Regions from separate parts of the Homo sapiens genome. Here all the other regions are linked to region 1. Evidence: read pairs that join two places in POLR2A ChIA-PET (ENCODE). Cell type or tissue: HepG2. All regions are shown on one strand. Each heading gives the region's core, and the rest is flanking DNA. Links, peaks and the distances in the headings are about the cores only.

Region 1 (5,732 bases), core at 520-5,519:
TCAAACCTTTATCATTTCTTCGTGTTAGGAACATTCCAATCCTACTCTTTTAGTTATTTTAAAATATACAATAAATTGTTATTAACTATAGTCACCCTATTGTGCTACTGAATACTAGACCTTATTCCTTCTACGTAATTGTATTTTGTACCCATTAACCATCCCCTCTTTATAAACCCCTTCTCACTACCCTTTCTAGCCTCTGGCAATGATCATTCCACTCTCTATCTCCATGAGTTGAGTGGGTTTTTTGTTTTGTTTTGTTTTGTTTTGTTTTGTTTTAGCTCTCGCATATTAGTGAGAAACGTGCAGTATTGATCTTTCTGTGCCTGGCGTATTTCACTTAACATAATGTTCTCCACTTCCAATCATGCTGTTGCAAATGACAGAATTTTGTTCTTCTTTATGGTTGAATAATATTCAATTGTGTATATGTACCACATGTTCTTTATCCATTCTTCCATTGATGGAAACTTAAATTGATTCCATATCTCGGCCATTGTGAATAATGCTGTAATAAACACAGGGGTGCATCTCTTTGAAATACTGTTTTCCTTTAGGATAGATACCCAGCAGTGGGATTGCTGGATCATATCATAGTTCTATTTTTAGTTTTTTGGAGAACCTCCATACTGTTTTTTTTTTATATATATAGTGGCTGTGCTAATTTACATTCTTACCAACAGTTGCCTACTTTCCTACAATTTTAATAACAAGTTAGCACAAAGGTTTCAATAGAACTTTTGGTGATGAAATGTATATTTTCCCTAACAAAATATAAACTTAGTCCATGCCTCAAAAGTATTTTAATGGCAGTCCATGTCACCAAGTAAAAACTTTCTGCATGGAAATTCCATTTTTGGTGTTAGGTTGGTAGTAGGGTAGGAGTGTGAGGAAAATGCTTATTCTGAAGTGGAGACATTTGACCTCATTGGGGGATTGAAACATAATTTCACACTGATTAATTCACCCTGTAAACAATCATTTTGGTACAATGTTTTACATTTCTTTATCTGAAAGAAGATTCATGTTTAACAAAAGAGGAACTGATTTTCATCTTTGTACCGCTAATTTCAAAATGCAGAGGTAAATCAATAGCCATATCTACCCTTTATATAAAGTTTGAGTGGAGAGATATGTGGCTGGTTATAAAGACATAATTATTTAATTTATTCTGAGCAGCACACTGAGCCCTGCAAAGATAAATTGTTTAAATCTGAACAATAATCAGTGCCTTTCTCACCTTATACTCTTCATATACATTTGTAAGATATTTTTGCAAATTAAATTCTTCTTTGAAACTTTTCATTTTACTTAGAGACAGGAAATTTAATTTTACCAAGTGGAAACCCCAAGGTTTAAGGTTAGTGCAAAACTAAAACCATTTGGAATTGAGGAGATTGCCCAATACCTTCTGACTTCCCAGGTTTCAGTACAGCGAAAACTCACTTGAGACCCTTAAGTCATGGAAAGCCTAAAATAATTAGCATGGTTTCAAGGGGCAGAAGTCACAATGTAGGAAAGCCAGTTAGGCAGAGAAGGCTTGACGTTCTTATTTCAGAAGTTCCTTGACTAAAGCCTTCAAATGAAAGAAGAAAGCCACGGCAACCATTTGGAAAGATCTGACGAAACTTACAGCTTTGAAAAGGGGTGTTGGGAAGGTGATTGTGGGATGTTACTTTGCAATCATAGGAAAATATCCATCTTGTTAGCTTTTGGGAGATCAGGGATGGGCAAAAATGGCATTTCAACAGAAGAGCCATTTTTGGGGAGTTCACTCTATTTTTCTATTTAAGAGAAATCAAAATGAAAATACTAAGGAAAACTTGACCTGTAAAACACCATACAACTTGGTTGAAGCTTTAGTTTCTTTACCTATAGAATGAGGAAGTTGGATTAGATCAGTATTTTCCTAAGGGTGTACTAAAGAGAGATGTTAACGGGAATATGATGAAAAAAGGGGGGATGGTTTGTGAGTTAAACAATGTTGGGAAATGCTGGGTTAACAAAGGTAACCAGGTTTCTTTACTTTAGGACATGTGAGAGCCTTTATCATACTCTTGTGTATTGTCAGCCTACAAGAGAGGAATATAAAGTGACATTTCTTATACCCGATTGACCAGTGAACCCAGCTTTTGAGGTTCCTCTCTTGGGATTAGTTGTCTGTGGTACACACTCTGGCAAATGCTGGACTAAATGATCTCTAAGAGCCTTTCCAGCTTTACTATTTGATCTTTCTATGATATGCCCATAAACATATAAACTTCCCCAGAGCAGTACAATTTTACTATTTCTGACCTTACTAATTCTTAATCTTTGATCATTCCAATGAAAGAGTCTGCATTCTTAATGAAAAAATAAATTTAGGACTGTGTCTAGCAATTGCTTAAATGTTCACAATTGTAATGTGAGGCTATTGTGGATTGCCATTTTTCTCGAATATATTATTTGGTTCATTAGAATTAGCCATACCTCTCTACTTTGTGCTCTCTTTTAATGTGAGTAATCAGGGATTGACTGAAAAAGATATCTATGCAAATAATGGCTATTCATCTGCATGCTGTGAATCTGTACCTTTATAGCGCTTATGTGTGCATATAGAAACATGTGCTAAGTAGTTATTTCCCTGCACTTTAATGATTGACTTTTACTCGAATTTGAGTATTCCAAAGACAGGGCTGAAGGAAAAAAAGAAAAGATTAACCACCCCTCACCTCTGCACACATAAATAAAAACCTTAAAAAACTTAAAAGCCTCATCTTTATGTAACACCTCATATACTCAAAAATCTGTTCTGTAAATTCGGAGTTACGGGTTTAGGCAGGTATTGGTCACACACCATCCCCCTCTTCATCCTAGCCTAAAGGGGGAGCTCCAGCAGACATCGAGGGTATTTAAATATACTGTTGCGCCACCGGTGGGTGGGAAGGTGGAGTGGCTGCCAGGGTAGCGAGCCGTGTGAAGCTTTTGGTGGGAGGAGCTATGGATCAAAAATTGCTGTCTCCAACAGTCAACTTCCTTAAATTTCCTTGCAGCTGATCAGGTAAGCTGGGGCTGAGAGTGTCTTCTACTTTACTCTGGGCAAATGAAGGCCTGGGAGAGCCTGGGCTGATTCCATGGAGAGGGCTTCTAAGAATCTTAAGGTAAAGAGGTAAAATGGGTTTTCAAGGATTTGCCTTTATTGAGCTCAACTTATCAAGGCAGAAGAACAGAGCGGGAGAGGGCTGCCAGATAACATATTGTATGGGGCATACTTATACTAAAAAATTTTTTTTCACTGTTTATCTGAAATTCAAATTTACCTGGGAGTCCTGCATATTTATTTGATAAACCTGGCATCTCTAGAGAGGATCCTAAGCAGAAGCCCTAGCTGGGGAATAAAGGGGGCAAGCAGCTGGTACCCTCTTTGTCCTGGCTTCTAAATCGTTGTGGCAAGTGAGTGGATGGGGTGTCCAGAAAAAGGAGGTAAAGAAGCCTAGGAGCAGGAGATTTGACTAATGGGTCAGAGAGAAACACCTCCTTATGTTCTTTCTTAATGAAGTCCATGTAGAAGGAGCTTTTTGAAGTTATATGATTTTCTGTGTGTTTTATTTCTTAGAGTAACAAATTCAGTACCATTACTTTTTCTCTCCCTTTTTTTCCATTCTTGATGACATTTTATGTTGGCAGCTATCAGCTGCTCTAAAGACAGCGTCTAGTAATACTTTGCATGAGGAATGCCTTCTGACTTTTGATAACTTGGTACCAATGTGCTTCGTTGTGTTTGGGTTTTAATTTTATTCTGGTTGGCTGGTTTGTAAATAGATGATGCATTTTTGAAGAGCTTATAATTGACCAGTCATTCAGTTAATATTTTTCTACAGTGATGTACGGTATTCGATGAGAACCGAGGTAAAAAGTGTGTAAGTGGGGTGGAATAGGGCAGGAAGTAGATTTGGGTTATTAGTGAGGCAGGCTTGCTTTCACTGTGAACAACTTCTGGGATTTTTAGTGTTATTTGCTGTTCAAAAAATTTCTAAGAAAAAGATCAAGCTCATGATCATTTGAAAATAAATGTTTAACGTAAACAAAGCTAAGCGTGGGTCATGAAGGAAAGCCGCAAACATTTTTCTTGTAAGAAGGCATATGCATTAGAGAGCCACAAGAAGGCCCCACCTGCTGTGATTTTCCTAAAGCCACCTTTGTCTTAGTAGCTTCAGGGAATTTGACTTGCGGCTTGTTCAGAGAAATTCAGGATGGGGGGTGGGGCAGTTGGAGAACGCAGTTTTTTTCTAAACTGACCCTGGAAATGCAGGGCCCTCCTGGGCAGGCCCAGGTGCTGATTAGATATGGATCTGCTGCTGGCTCCTTTATTCGTCCGGTGGGGCCCTATATCCTGAGGGCCTTTGTGGCCAGAGACCCCTTGGAATCAGACCAGAGTTTCTGTCTCTGGGTCTCATGGATTCATGTCACTTCTGGTTAAGTTATACTAAATTACCAGGATGTTTCAGCCGTAATGGTCACATATTCCTCAGGGTCTATATTCATAGGAAAAAAAAAAGTTAGGAACTAGCTATTTTCTGGACCTGAATAGAATAACGGTTCATTTGGAACAGACAACCAGGGGCAGCCTCAGTCATGTGTTGACTATTGTTCTCTTCTTGGAGGGAGAAGAAAGAACTTATGAAAGAAAATAGCAAGAGAAGCACTTAGGTTTCTAAGGTAGACTTAGTGTTATGCCCTATAAAATTATTCTCACAAACTTCAACAAACGTGTATGGCAGGGCGGCTATTCATCAGGCACACACACATCCCTGGAGATTGAAAGTGGAGGAAGATGTAGTTCTGCCGTTATACAGGCTCAAAGTCTAATAGAGGAGACAAGCATGCAAACAATTTATCGATGTACACAGCGATAAGAGCTACGATAAAACTGAGTACAAGGTGCAGTTGGAAGCACAAAGGAGGGAGAGATAAATGGGGACAGGAATGGGGAGACGGTTCCAGGAAAATCTTTACAGAGGAAAAGTGATTTGAACTGAGAATCCATATTGGGTAGTGAAAGTCTGGAAACTTGGCTTGTGTGCTTACTGAGCTGCTTATGAATTAGGACAAGTCACCCCACCCCTTTGGCCTTCACATTCTCTGTAAGATAAAGGTGCACAAGATGTTCCCTACAATCCGATTCAGCCCTAAACTGTTTCCATCCTGGGAATCAAGTTATCTTAGTGGGCTATTTCAGAACAAAAGTGTGATTGTTGAGCCCAGTACTCCCTTTGTCATTGGGAGATCAAAATGTAAAAGTTCTCTGGAGACAGATAGGCAAGAAAATTCTTCTGCTCTCACCCCAGCTTCTCGCCTATTCAAACTTGTTATCTGGTTTGCGCCAAAGTCATTGCCCTGTGTATGTGTGTATGGGATGTGTCAAGAAAACAGAGTTGGGACAGCATGAAGAAGGTGGGTACAGTGCTGGCTGCAATGGTGGGGGGTACTTGGCTGGCCCTCTCCATGGGGGTCAACGTTCAGCCTCATTAATTTTGCCTTCATTATATTTAAGAAATGGTTTATTAAAGACTTTTCCCTCTAAATTTCTTGCCTGCATCTCACATTTAACTTAAAAGTTGTATGCAGAATTTTAAGGCTGCTCTTTGTGCATCTATATCAATATTTATAGATGATACAATATTTGGAGGAGAAAATGATGCAGATTATCCATTTTTGTAAAGACAGAATTCTAAGAGGAAGAAAGTGGG
Region 2 (5,732 bases), core at 436-5,435, 180 kb before region 1:
ATCTGTTAAAAGATAATGGAAAGGTAGCAGCTCTCAAGTGCTTTTTGGGCAAGGAGAGATATAGGGTGCTATTCCCACCCTCTGGCAAGCTGAATAAATCCAGAAGCCAGCAAGCCAGAAAAGTGTTTTTTCTTTTCATCAACCAACCAATATTATGTTTCAAGTGTGTGCTTCAATAATATCACGTTTCCATTTTCACACTGAACAGAAACTCGGGAGCACTGAAAACCAGAGGTGCAAGGACTGGCCCTTAAGGCCCTCAAGCCCAAGCCTCTCATTTTCCAAATGAAGATACAAATGTCATCGTTGACATCATCTTGCTACTTAGTGGAGATTTGGCTCAGAGGGGAAAAAATTAGACTTTCTTACTCTCTGGTCCGTTTCCATTGGATCAGTGGTCTCCAATCTTTAGAACCACAAAGAGGTTGAGAATTAGTTGGAAGCACCATGGAGCATTTGGAAAATGGACTGAAAGCAAATTCTGGGTGTGTTTTGTTGTGGTTGTTACCAGGTGGGGATGAGCCCTTTTTGTTTAGAATCTCTCGAGTGTGTATCCCCTGACAAAGGCTAGTGCTAAAAGGAACATACATGTGAAGAGGCCACTTAGCATTACTCTCCTCGCTTCAGTGAGACAGCCATTACTTTTCATTAAATAAGTAATATTCTGAGCAATCCACCTACTCATCATTAAAGGCCATTAGTAGCTACTCTTTGTCAACATAAACCTTAATGGAGCCCTAGCAAGGGTTTTACTAAAGAGTTGCTAATTTTCAAAGGGAAAATTAGGAATACTGGAAGCAGAATTTCGTTTTCCCCTAAATCTCTTCTAAATATCCTTGCCTTTCCCCTTTGCCCTGGAAAACAAAGCAGCCACACAGTAATTATGGTGAGGCTACAGCAAGAAGAACCTCTGCTCTGGGTCTGCCCTTCTGTGGTGCAGTTCAGTCTTTGGTCACAGGGGAGCACAACTGATCTCTCAATTGAAAGCTCACAAAATACTCGCTGGCTTCTCTGGTCTTTTTGCACCCCAGTCTGCCCAATTTGAGGGCCAGGTCATTTAGAGTGATGAGGAGGCAACTAAACAGTCCTTCTTCAAGCCAAACAGACCAATTCTTATCTGTCCCAATATTTCAGCAGGGGAGATTTTCCTAGGCTAATTTGAAAATGCAACTGCAGAATGAATGGATTTGGATTGGCCGTGGCACATTGTATTTAATCTCCTGGTGGTAAATCTGCTTAGTGGGGCCAGAGAGGTCCTAGTTAACAAGCATAGCAGATAGGTAAGGTGGCCTACCTAGATGACTTCTAGGTAAGAGGGGTGAGAACTCTCTCCCCACTGCCACTTTTTCCTCACTCACCTTCTCTTCAATCATCCCATTGATTTAATTAATATCCTCTTTTTGAATTGGAAATTCCCTTAAACTTTGCAAAGCTTAATGTAAATTGGTTGAGTAGATCATTCCAAAAGTCCTAGCATAAACATTGGTGCTATTATTTGGCTAGAAATTCAGACAAAAGTAGGAGAAAAAAAATCAGATAAAATTAGAGCAAAACAAAATCAAACAACAACAAAAAAAAAACCCTTAAACTTCATTGTCATTCACAAACCCATAGAAAAACATACTTTATTTCCTTGGCCATCTGGCTGTTCATCAATTTAATTTTTGGCTTTGACATCATAAATAACAAAGTGGGTGACTTTCGATAGATCTTTTTTCCTTTGCTGGGGTCAGGATTAGGAGATAATCCTGAGACTGTTCATTGTATATTCTCAAAGCATGTAGACATTAAATGCATCAGGAGGCAGGGCACTTTGTGTTAGCCAGAAGACAATTCCAGTTGCAAATGCTTTTTAATTAACAGGGGCTTTGTATCAGCTTTCCTATCTACCCTGCTAGAGTTTCCATATCTGGGCAGGTGCATCCTGTTGTGTATTACTGAACAACAAAGGGGAATGCAAGGGCAGGGGCACTTTAGATAATTATGACTGGATGAGTGCATGCTTCCTCGCTCTCTGGCTCCTGCTACTTCTGTTGCTCCTCTGGCTGAATTCCCCAAGAAGTCTCCTTTAAGCAAACTGCAGCTCCAGTTGCTTGACTGATTCATTCATTCATTCATTCATTCATTCATTCATTCAACAAATGTTTACTGAACTCTGCTCTGCGCTAGATACTGTGCTAGGCCGTAGGTATATAGTGATGAACAAGGAGCATTCACCATCTAAAGTGGAAGGTAGTTATTCATGAAAGCAAAAAGGTAAAAGTGAGATGGATATTTTAATTCTAGAAGTCTTGGGAAATTGTCTCACATGGATTAACCACATCTTCCTCCCAGTAGTGTCTCTTTCTCTGTCTTCATGGGCCTACCTCACCAATGAAAATGGATTACCCCACTCTAAGATGCCATGGAATCCTAGAGAGGATCTTGCTGCCAATCCTGCCCATAATTTGATGTGGCAAAGAGTTCTACTAAAGCCAAGAGCTGGTAGCATAATAGATCCCAGATCAGGACTACTGGCATACAGTACACAAGCAACTGAAGTTAGCATATGGGTTCAGAATGGGGCAACAGTCTTCTTAGTTTCTGATTTTCCTACTTGGCCTCATCAGGAGACTCTGATTTTCCTACAGGCCCCATATCTGGGGCCAATCTTGACCTAGAGTGGGGAGAGGGGCTGATTGGAAGAGAGTGAGAAGTTACACATGGGATCATAGAATTTCAGAGCTGATAAGACACCCTGTAAGAACCTTGATGCTCGTAGCGTGGTCCATAGACCAGCAGCACCGACATCACCTGGAACTCATTGGAAATGCAGAGCCTCAGGCTCCTTATCAGATCTACGGAATCTGGATCTTCCTTTTAACAAAATTCCCAGATGATTTGTACACACATTAAAATTGGAGAAACAGTGCTTTAGATTAGTAATTATCAAACTTTTCCCTTGACAATCACACATTAGATGATAATTCTGTGCAGGACACATTTCCCTGAGTGTGGCCAAGGTCATGAACACTTCCTTACTGTGAGTGACAAATGATAAGAGATCATTGCAGTACACCAGTTCCATATCATGGTTAAAACAACTGATGTATCTTAGCCTCTTTATTTTATAAATGAGTGAATTTCCTGGCATCTGCACTATAAGCTCATGGCACAGCTGGGACCAAGAACCCAGGTCTTCAGTGGTCCTGTGGATCAGTCTTGAGTCAGTGGCTTCCTGCTGTTCCCTTATGACCCAACTCCACAAGCACTGTGTTTTTGTCATTTGTGTCTCAGGTTCAAGGTGCCAGCCACTAATATCTATAGACAGCTAACATGACTGTTTACCCACTTATCTTTGGCTTTGAATCTTATCTCTGTTGGTCGCAGCAAGGCATTTTCCTGCCTGTGACATCCTTTCATCTATAAGGACAGTTCTTGTCTGACCCTGACCACCCAGTTACCCTGCATGTAACTTTTGGGCCCTGGGCTCTACATTGAACTCTGTGAAGAGCACACATTGCCTAGTAGTTTGCTTTGAACTAGCCATGTGGACTCATATCTCCATGTCAACATCCCCTATAAAGTAGATTCCACAGTGAGGTAACCATATTTCGATTTTTCCACATTCTGGAGCCTGCCTGAGCTCTGGATTATAAGTCTAGATTTTTCTGTTGGGTCCTATCCAACTTCTATCTACCACCTTTAAAGTTAGATCCTAACCACCTTCTCTTCATTTCAAAGAATGTATTAATACAAGCCACAGAGATAAAGAGAAAAGAGTCTGTAAAGCAAAGATGGACTGAATCTTCAAATTAACCCAGGGTGGGGAGAAGTTAGAGAGAAAGGTTTTCCTCTACCAAAGAGGAAAATAAGAGGACTTCTTCCCTATGTTAAGAGTGTAATTCAATATCACCCAGACTGATTTAGTACTGAAATACTAGATTCTTCTTCAATTGTCAACATTTAAAAGAGAAGGTCATTTAGGTAGATGATATCTTAATTCTAAGACAATTTATTTCCCTTCAGTGTTGATATTTTTGTGATTAATGAGGAACATATTCCTGAATACATCTCTAAGAAACATGGCAAAGTCCCTTAACAACTTCACTTATCTCTTGGGGACCAGGGCCTGCTCCAGGCAACATGGAAAATAGGTGAATCTGATTGAAAACATCCTCCTCCCATAATTACCTCTTTTCGGGTTCTTGACATTTTGAGTAATGATCCCCTTTTCCTTGTTTCTCAGTGCTTTCCCCCTCCTTCTTCTCTCCCCTAGCAAAGAAGAAGTAACCTGCTAAATATATCCAATGTCATGCAACCCATTACTAGAGTATCTGCATGTTGAAAGACCCATAGGGAAGACAAAACTTAGCCCTAAGGAATCACTGCTCAAGATGGAACCTGAGCCATCAAAGATGGGGGAGGCCTATTGGCAGTGGGGTTTTCAGGCACCCTTCAGGTCCCATCAATAGTTGCTTGCCTGCTTTTCCCATGGATAAGGTCAGCTCTGAAGAAAATGACACCTGCCCCTGCCTTGCCTCATAAAGGGATTAGTAAGGATGAAATTAGGTCAGGGATGTTAAAGTGCTTTTTACACAGATCAAATCAGGGTTTTGATTTTTCCCAATCTAATCTAGACACTGCGTTGGGGTCGGTTTCTGCTTCAATCTCTCCATCTTTCAAAATGAGAATACCGTTCTCTTGCACTTCATGCAAGGCTACTGGGTGGGAAGGAAAAAAACGTGTTTACTGTAATGTCCACTGGATCAAAAATGAGTGAGATGATTGGCTTAATGGGACCAATGGCACTGCAGAAGGAACAAGTGGCTGTTTCCAGCCTGCATTTCAAATTAGTTTTGAGATAAGCAATGCCCAGGCAGTGAAAATTTGGTACCTTTGAACTACTTATTAGAGAAATCAATCCTCCTCCTGTGTTTAATGGCTTAAGGAAGGAAACAGTTCCACTTCATTATAAGAACAGACTTCCAAGCCATTTACCTGATTTCTTGTCTCAAAATTTACCCAAATGCTTTCTTATGGCAAGGGCAGTGGCTCTATGGTATTGTTTTTGATAGTGTGGTCTTCAGACCAATTGCATTAGAATCATGTGCTTATTACAAATGCAGATTCTTGGCTCATGCATATTGCCAAACTACCAATTCAGGATCTCTTGGCGTGGGCCCAAAGAAACCATATTTTAAACAAAAAAATAACTCTCTGGTATACCAACATGTAGGACCCACAATCATCAGTGGATTGAATTCCTCAAATATGCCTATCGTGCAGTGGCTCTTAACCTTGGCCATACACTAGAATCAACTGGAGGTTTAGTTAAAACACACACACACACACACACACACACATACACCTATGGCCAGCCCCACTCCAGAGCAATTAAATCAGATTTCCAGTGTGTGTGTTGAGGGGCGGGTAAGGCCCTGGCATCTGCATTTTAAAAGCTTTTCAGGTGATTTTAGGTATGCACACAGGGTTGGAAACCACTGATATGGGGCCATCACTGGGCTCACTCCTCCACCTTCCTTGAGTCACAAAGGAACTACTCAAGGGCACTCACAGCACAAATTTCCTGACTCCTAGCCCTTCTCAAACTTCTTTGGTGCTGATGCATTACAGGTCAGAAGAATCTACAGAGCACTTACTATGCACTATATACTGAGGAAGTCAGCAATGAACCAAACAAATGGACTTGACAGGAGCCCACATTCTAGTGGGAGAGAGATCCAATCACA
Region 3 (5,732 bases), core at 436-5,435, 190 kb before region 1:
CACTGTATTTAAACTTTTTATGCATGAAACTTTGCTGTATTTCGAATGATTTCATGGAAATGAAAGTATTGGATCAAAGAATGTGAACTTCTATAAAGTTCTGGTTAAGCATGGCCAAGATTTCCATAGGTGTCTGAAAGTGTGCCTGAATTTTCACTATTTGATTCATGCAAGAATCTGAGTAATATATCCAGAGCTGAGAGGTGTTCCTTGTACCGTGGTTGAAAAGACCACATGGCTTCATTGGTGTTACTGGCAGAATTACTGCTTGCTTCCACCACTCCTCTATTCTATCCCCACCATCGTTAAACTCAGAATTTTCTTTATTGCCACAGTATTGAGGGAACAGGCTTCCAAAAAGAGTGAGTAATAGCTTTCCACTGTTGCGTGATTTCCCTCCTAGACAGCACCCTGTTTTAGGAGTCTGTAATCATACTGAGGAATAGAAGCAGGGAGGTAGGAAGAAGGATAATGGAAGCAGCAAAGCCTTTGTGAAGATTCTGGAAACAAGTGACTGAGACCTCTGACACTTTTCTGATAAATCCACTTAACAAAGTAGCAGATACTTGAATAATTGATGCCTCTTGTTCTTGGGCTTAAGCACTGAGCTGCTGGTCTTCTTACATTCAATCTTGATCTTCTAATTCAATTCGCATACTGCTACCAAAGACACAAAACTGATCATGTAACTCCACCACCATTTTGCTGTTTTGCTTCCAAAATTCCCAGTCCCTCAGGATACAGTCGAAATGCCTGAGCATGTCCTTCAAAGCCTTGTGGGACTTAAACCCTGCTTATTCTTCTAGCCTAGTTTCCCTTAACTCCTTGGATACATCTCAGCTGCACTGGGTATTCTACAGTTCCGCAAATTCATCATGGCTTTTCATGTTCCAAAGGAGGGTCTCCATACAGCAGAATGAGTTTGGGATTTGGAGTCTGCATGCCTGGGCTCTCCAGTTCCAGCTTTACTACTTACATGGATCACCTGAACCTCTTAAGATCGCAGTATCCTTATCTGTAAGATGTGTAGAAGGATGCTTACTTTATAACGTTATGTGGGGATTTCAAATAACATAGAAAGCACCTACTATAGTGTCTAGCACATAGAAGGTACTCAAAAGATAGGAAGAATGATGATGATGACAATGACAATGACGATGCCATTTTTGTCTCTGGGCCTTTGTGCATGTGGTTTCCTGTATCTGGAATGCCTTAACCCCCTTTCTTGATCAGCTCTCCTCACCCTTCACAATTCAATGTGAACATCCTCCAGGGAATTTTCTTAGGCCCTTTCTCTGGTCTCCTCATTTATGGAAGCTTCTTCATGCTTCCATCGCACTCTGCATTGACCTGAATGACAGTACATTTCCCAACAAGGCGTTAGTCATGTGGTTCCTTCACTGTTTAAAATTTCTTTTTTTTTAAATTATACTTTAAGTTTTGGGATACATGTGCAGAATGTGCTGGTTTGTTACGTAGGTATACACATGCCATGTTGGTTTGCTGCACCCATCAACCCGTCACCTACATTAGGTATTTCCCCTCATGCTATCCCTCCCCTAGTCCCCCGCCCCCCAACAGGCCCTGGTGTGTGACATTCCTCTCCCTGTGTCCATGTGTTCTCACTGTTCAACTCCCACTTATGAGTGAGAACCTGCAGTGTTTGGTTTTCTGTTCCTGTGTTAGTTTGCTGAGAATGACAAGGGCTAATATCCAGAATCCACTGTTTAAAATTTCAAATGCCCAAACCTTGAAAGCTGCTACTCTGAAAATCCATTCTGAACAGTCTCGTGCTTTTTTGAATTCTGAAAATGAATGTTTCAAAGTGCTCATAGGTGAGTCCCCTCTTCCATTAACTAAAGGTGACTATTTCCATGTCTTCTTCAGCTTTCTCCTCAATGAGTACTGTCCTGTGTTGGGAATTGGCATCAGTTGTCTCTCATACCTTTTTCCATTCAATCATCTTCAGAACTCTGCAAAGGAATATTAATCCTGTCTACAGATGGGAAAACTGAGACTCAGAGGATGTAGATAACTTTCTCAAAGTCACAGCTGGATGCTTCTTGGGGTACCTTGCCTGAAGAAATGTTGCATATAGATCTTTCACACTTGGATGTGGGCCAGTGGCAGTTGATAGGACCATTCTGAGGCAGGATCAAGAAACAACAGGCAATCAATCCTCCAGGCAGGTAAACAACATTTCATGTATGTTTTCTAAATTTAATGCTGAAAATGAAGCACGTCCTATGTGTCTCCACAGGGAGAGGACTCTTGGAAGCTTGTACATGGCTTCCTCTAAGACCTCCCTTCTCATGCCTTTTCCCTTTGCAGGTTTTGCATTGTATCCTTTAGCTGTGATAAATCTTATTTGTGAGTGCAAGTAAAAAAAAAATCCCCCAGGCAAAGGTAGGCAAGCATCCTGGCCCTGCCACTCACTGGCTGAGTGAGTTTGGCCCACTTAATTCACTCCCCATTGTCTCAGTTTCCTTATCTGTAAAATATGGATAATAATAGTACCAACATTACAGAGTTATAGAGAGAATTTAATGAGTCAATACATTTAAAGTATTTAGCACAGTGTCTGGCATGTGGTGAGCACTCAATTAAATGTTAGACATTATTATTGTTTCTAGGAAACAGAGGAGTGAGGGAAATGTATGAATGATATTATTACTACTAATAGGTCCAAAGGGGACTAATCCCATAGCAGCTTCAAGTTAAGTAAAGCTGAGTGTCTGGACAGCAGGGGGACATGGTGACCTAGGCAGGGAGTTAGCAATTCTCAGTGGTCAGAAGCAAGTCAAGAGGCAAAAAGCTAAAAAGGTAGTTGAAATGGTGACAAGACTTGAGATAAACCACTTTTTCATTTCATCCTTTCTCAGAAAGGCTGAGCCAGTGAGAGGCATACCCAGCCCTTGGAAGGTCCACTTATACAAGTACAGGGGATTTTGAAAGGGAAGATCACTCCACAGCATTGGGAATATCTCAGAAGTAATACACTGGAAAAATAGAAACCGCAGAGACACAAAAAGAAGCTTAAAAGACATTAAATATAGCCACTTTTGATATTTTTATGTTTATCTGTTTCTTTATTTTTTCCTATGCATGTGTAATTTTTAAGAAAATGAAAATCATGCTGTAAAGACAGTTTTTAACCTGTTTTCTTTAAATTCAAAATATAACTTGAATACCTTTTAATACCTGCTGTCAAGTATTTCTCCGCAGCATAATTTCTCATACCTGTCAAAATATAATTCTGATTATACAACTGCAATGAAAGAATAGGGGGAGGCATCCCAAGAAGCTAATGGGATCATATAAGGAGCTCTTGTATATGTTCAGCTTTGAAAAAGAACACATTCAAAACCTTGCAAGACCAGATTCTAAGCATTGCATCCCAGTGTCATCTGCAAACTTGATCATTTTGTCTTTTAGATATTTCTTCCATGTCATTCATTGTGGCCACCATGGTAATGTGCATTGCTGTTCCAACTACAGAGAACATCCTTGACCAAGGGCTCCAGCTGCCGTACTCTGCTGTTTGATCTCTCTCTGTTTGATTTTTCAAGGTCAGACTTACATTGCAGTCTGAGGCCACTCTGGGCCTCTCTGGCTCTAGTCCCATTTTCTCTCACACGTTTCCCCCAGTGAAATCATTGAACACTTAATCCGGTCTCTGTATCTACTTCTTGCAGGTCCCAAACTAACGCACTGATTAACAAGGGAGTAAATTGGGGCTGGGGTCAGAGGCCTACTGTACATGTCGCATTGCAGGTTACTATTTAGCCATCAGACCAGGAAGCTAGTCCATAATGACCCTGAACTGCCATCTATACCTTTTTGAAGCCATTTGGTCCAGCTGAACCCCAGGGGCTGGCAGGAACCAAATGTACCTTTTGGATACCGACAACTAAGGCTTCATAGGCTTCATAGGAAATATTTTTCATTTTCAAATTGCAGATGTCCTAGCTCACTATAGTCTATGAAATTAGCCAATTTTACCTGAAGGCCAGCCTGATTGAACAGCTACATGCTGACCCTGATGTTAGATAGCATCAGTCTTTCCAGCTCTTTGGTCAAAGTCATTACTCTCAAATATCACCACAGTCCCTGCCAATAATTATAATAAGAGCTAACATTTATTGAACACACAATTTGTGCCAAACACCAGGTATAGATTATTTTATTTCATTCTCATAACTACTCTATGAAGTAGGTCCTATTTTTTCACCCCAGGGAAGTTAGGTATTTGTTGAAGGTCACATAACTAATTAATAGCAACATTTAAAGTCAAGTCAGCTGGGCACAGTGACTCACGTCTGTAATCCCAGCACTTTGGGAGGCCGATCTGGGCACATCACGAGGTCAGGAGATCGGGACCATCCTGGCCAACATGGTGAAACCCCACTTCTACTAAAAATACAAAAAATTAGCTAGGCATGGTGGCGTGCACCTATAGTCCCAGCTACTCGGGAAGCTGAGGCAGGAGAATCGCTTAAACCCGGGAGGCAGAGGTTGCAGTGAGCCGAGATCGTGCCACTGCACTCCAGCCTGGCGACAGAGCAAGACTCTGTCAAAAAACAAAAACAAAAACAAAAACGAGTTAATTTAATTCACAACTTTTCCTCTGAATTACTAGAATAATCACACCAGGAACAGACTCACGGCAGCTTTTCCTGCCAGTGATATGTCTATGTGAGGACCTCAGGCTTTATTTACTCAACCTGCTTGCTAGGCAGTGACTTTGGCCTTCACCAGCCCTGACTCTCACTCCAGGATGGGAAGTGGTGCTGGATGGGGTGGACTTGGGTAAGGGGTTGTGTCCAAATTATCGTGCAGGGAAGTTTGCAGCTGAGAAGACAGCAGGTGTGCTCTAATCCTGAAAAGCCAGCTGGCAGAGGAGCTGGGATTACAGGAAAGCCCGTGCATCTCACTCTTTCCATTTGGGACACCATGCTCATGAATGATCTAATGGAGCAATCATGGGCTATAAGCACAAAAAGTAAAGAGAAATGATTTAGGCAGGGCTTTTTCCGCCCCCAAAAGTCCAGGGTGATTCTACCGAAAGAGAGTCCTCATTTGTTGTGTTAATACTTCATGGCATCGTGATGGCCTTAATTGCTGTCATTCCTCCTCTGGCAGATGAAGTATCTGTTCTTTTATGACCCATGGGATGCACAAGAATTAGCATAATAGCACCACCTCCAACCCCGGTGGCAGCTCAGCTAGCACCCAGGAACCCGCAGACCATCATTTGAGTCAATTAGGAAGCTACCGAGTGTCTCTTCAGCCACTCTGCCCACACTGATGACAGGTGCTCATTAGTTCAGTATTAGCACCGTGGATGTAACTAATGGCTGTGTCTATCAGTTACAGACACCGATCAGTTAAACCCTGATGGGTAGGGTGCTTGCTGCTGTTACTCCTGCTGCTTTCTCCCATCCCAGCTTCTTCATTTCGGCAGTATGGTTACTAAACAGGTTTTGCTTCAGGGAATTTCCTGTCGACACTGAAGTCAAAATGGGCCAGCAACTGGGTCTCTACATCAGTGGCAAACAAGCAAGAGGGGTCAAACCTGCAGCTTTCTTGCTGAAGGGCTCTGGCTCATGCATTCAAGAGGTTCAAGATACTGAAGCTCAGAATTGGGATGGAGTTCAAGGCATTTCTAGGGAGTGAGGATCTTTGGGCAATTCAGTGGGTCTTTATTAGGCATTTGAAATTATGTATTCTTA

Evidence for each region. Peaks named below come from ENCODE experiments on the same cell type or tissue, not always from the same donor. Only the 100,000 strongest peaks of a DNase experiment are listed, where the experiment ranks them.
Region 2: POLR2A ChIA-PET joins it to region 1 with 10 read pairs; 1 of 35 experiments calls an interaction of 5 or more read pairs at or near these places.
Region 3: POLR2A ChIA-PET joins it to region 1 with 8 read pairs; 1 of 35 experiments calls an interaction of 5 or more read pairs at or near these places.

Annotation. Positions count from the first base shown.
Region 1 is chrX:132,410,894-132,416,625 of GRCh38, reverse strand. All of the region lies in intron 2 of MBNL3 (muscleblind like splicing regulator 3), which reads left to right. All of the region lies in intron 2 of RAP2C-AS1 (RAP2C antisense RNA 1), which reads right to left. Among named protein-coding and RNA genes, the nearest start is that of MBNL3, 75 kb to the left of the region's middle. RefSeq lists an enhancer at 4,114-4,822. In HepG2, for the core only: a CTCF peak has its summit at 2,886 (motif pointing right); DNase peaks (open chromatin) are centred at 2,015, 2,915, 4,195 and 4,895; H3K4me3 peaks cover 2,645 bases.
Region 2 is chrX:132,588,283-132,594,014 of GRCh38, reverse strand. No RefSeq gene overlaps it. Among named protein-coding and RNA genes, the nearest start is that of HS6ST2-AS1, 76 kb to the left of the region's middle. In HepG2, for the core only: a CTCF peak has its summit at 956; DNase peaks (open chromatin) are centred at 954 and 3,364.
Region 3 is chrX:132,601,931-132,607,662 of GRCh38, reverse strand. No RefSeq gene overlaps it. Among named protein-coding and RNA genes, the nearest start is that of HS6ST2-AS1, 63 kb to the left of the region's middle. In HepG2, for the core only: no CTCF peak of the experiment used is centred there; DNase peaks (open chromatin) are centred at 3,552 and 4,732.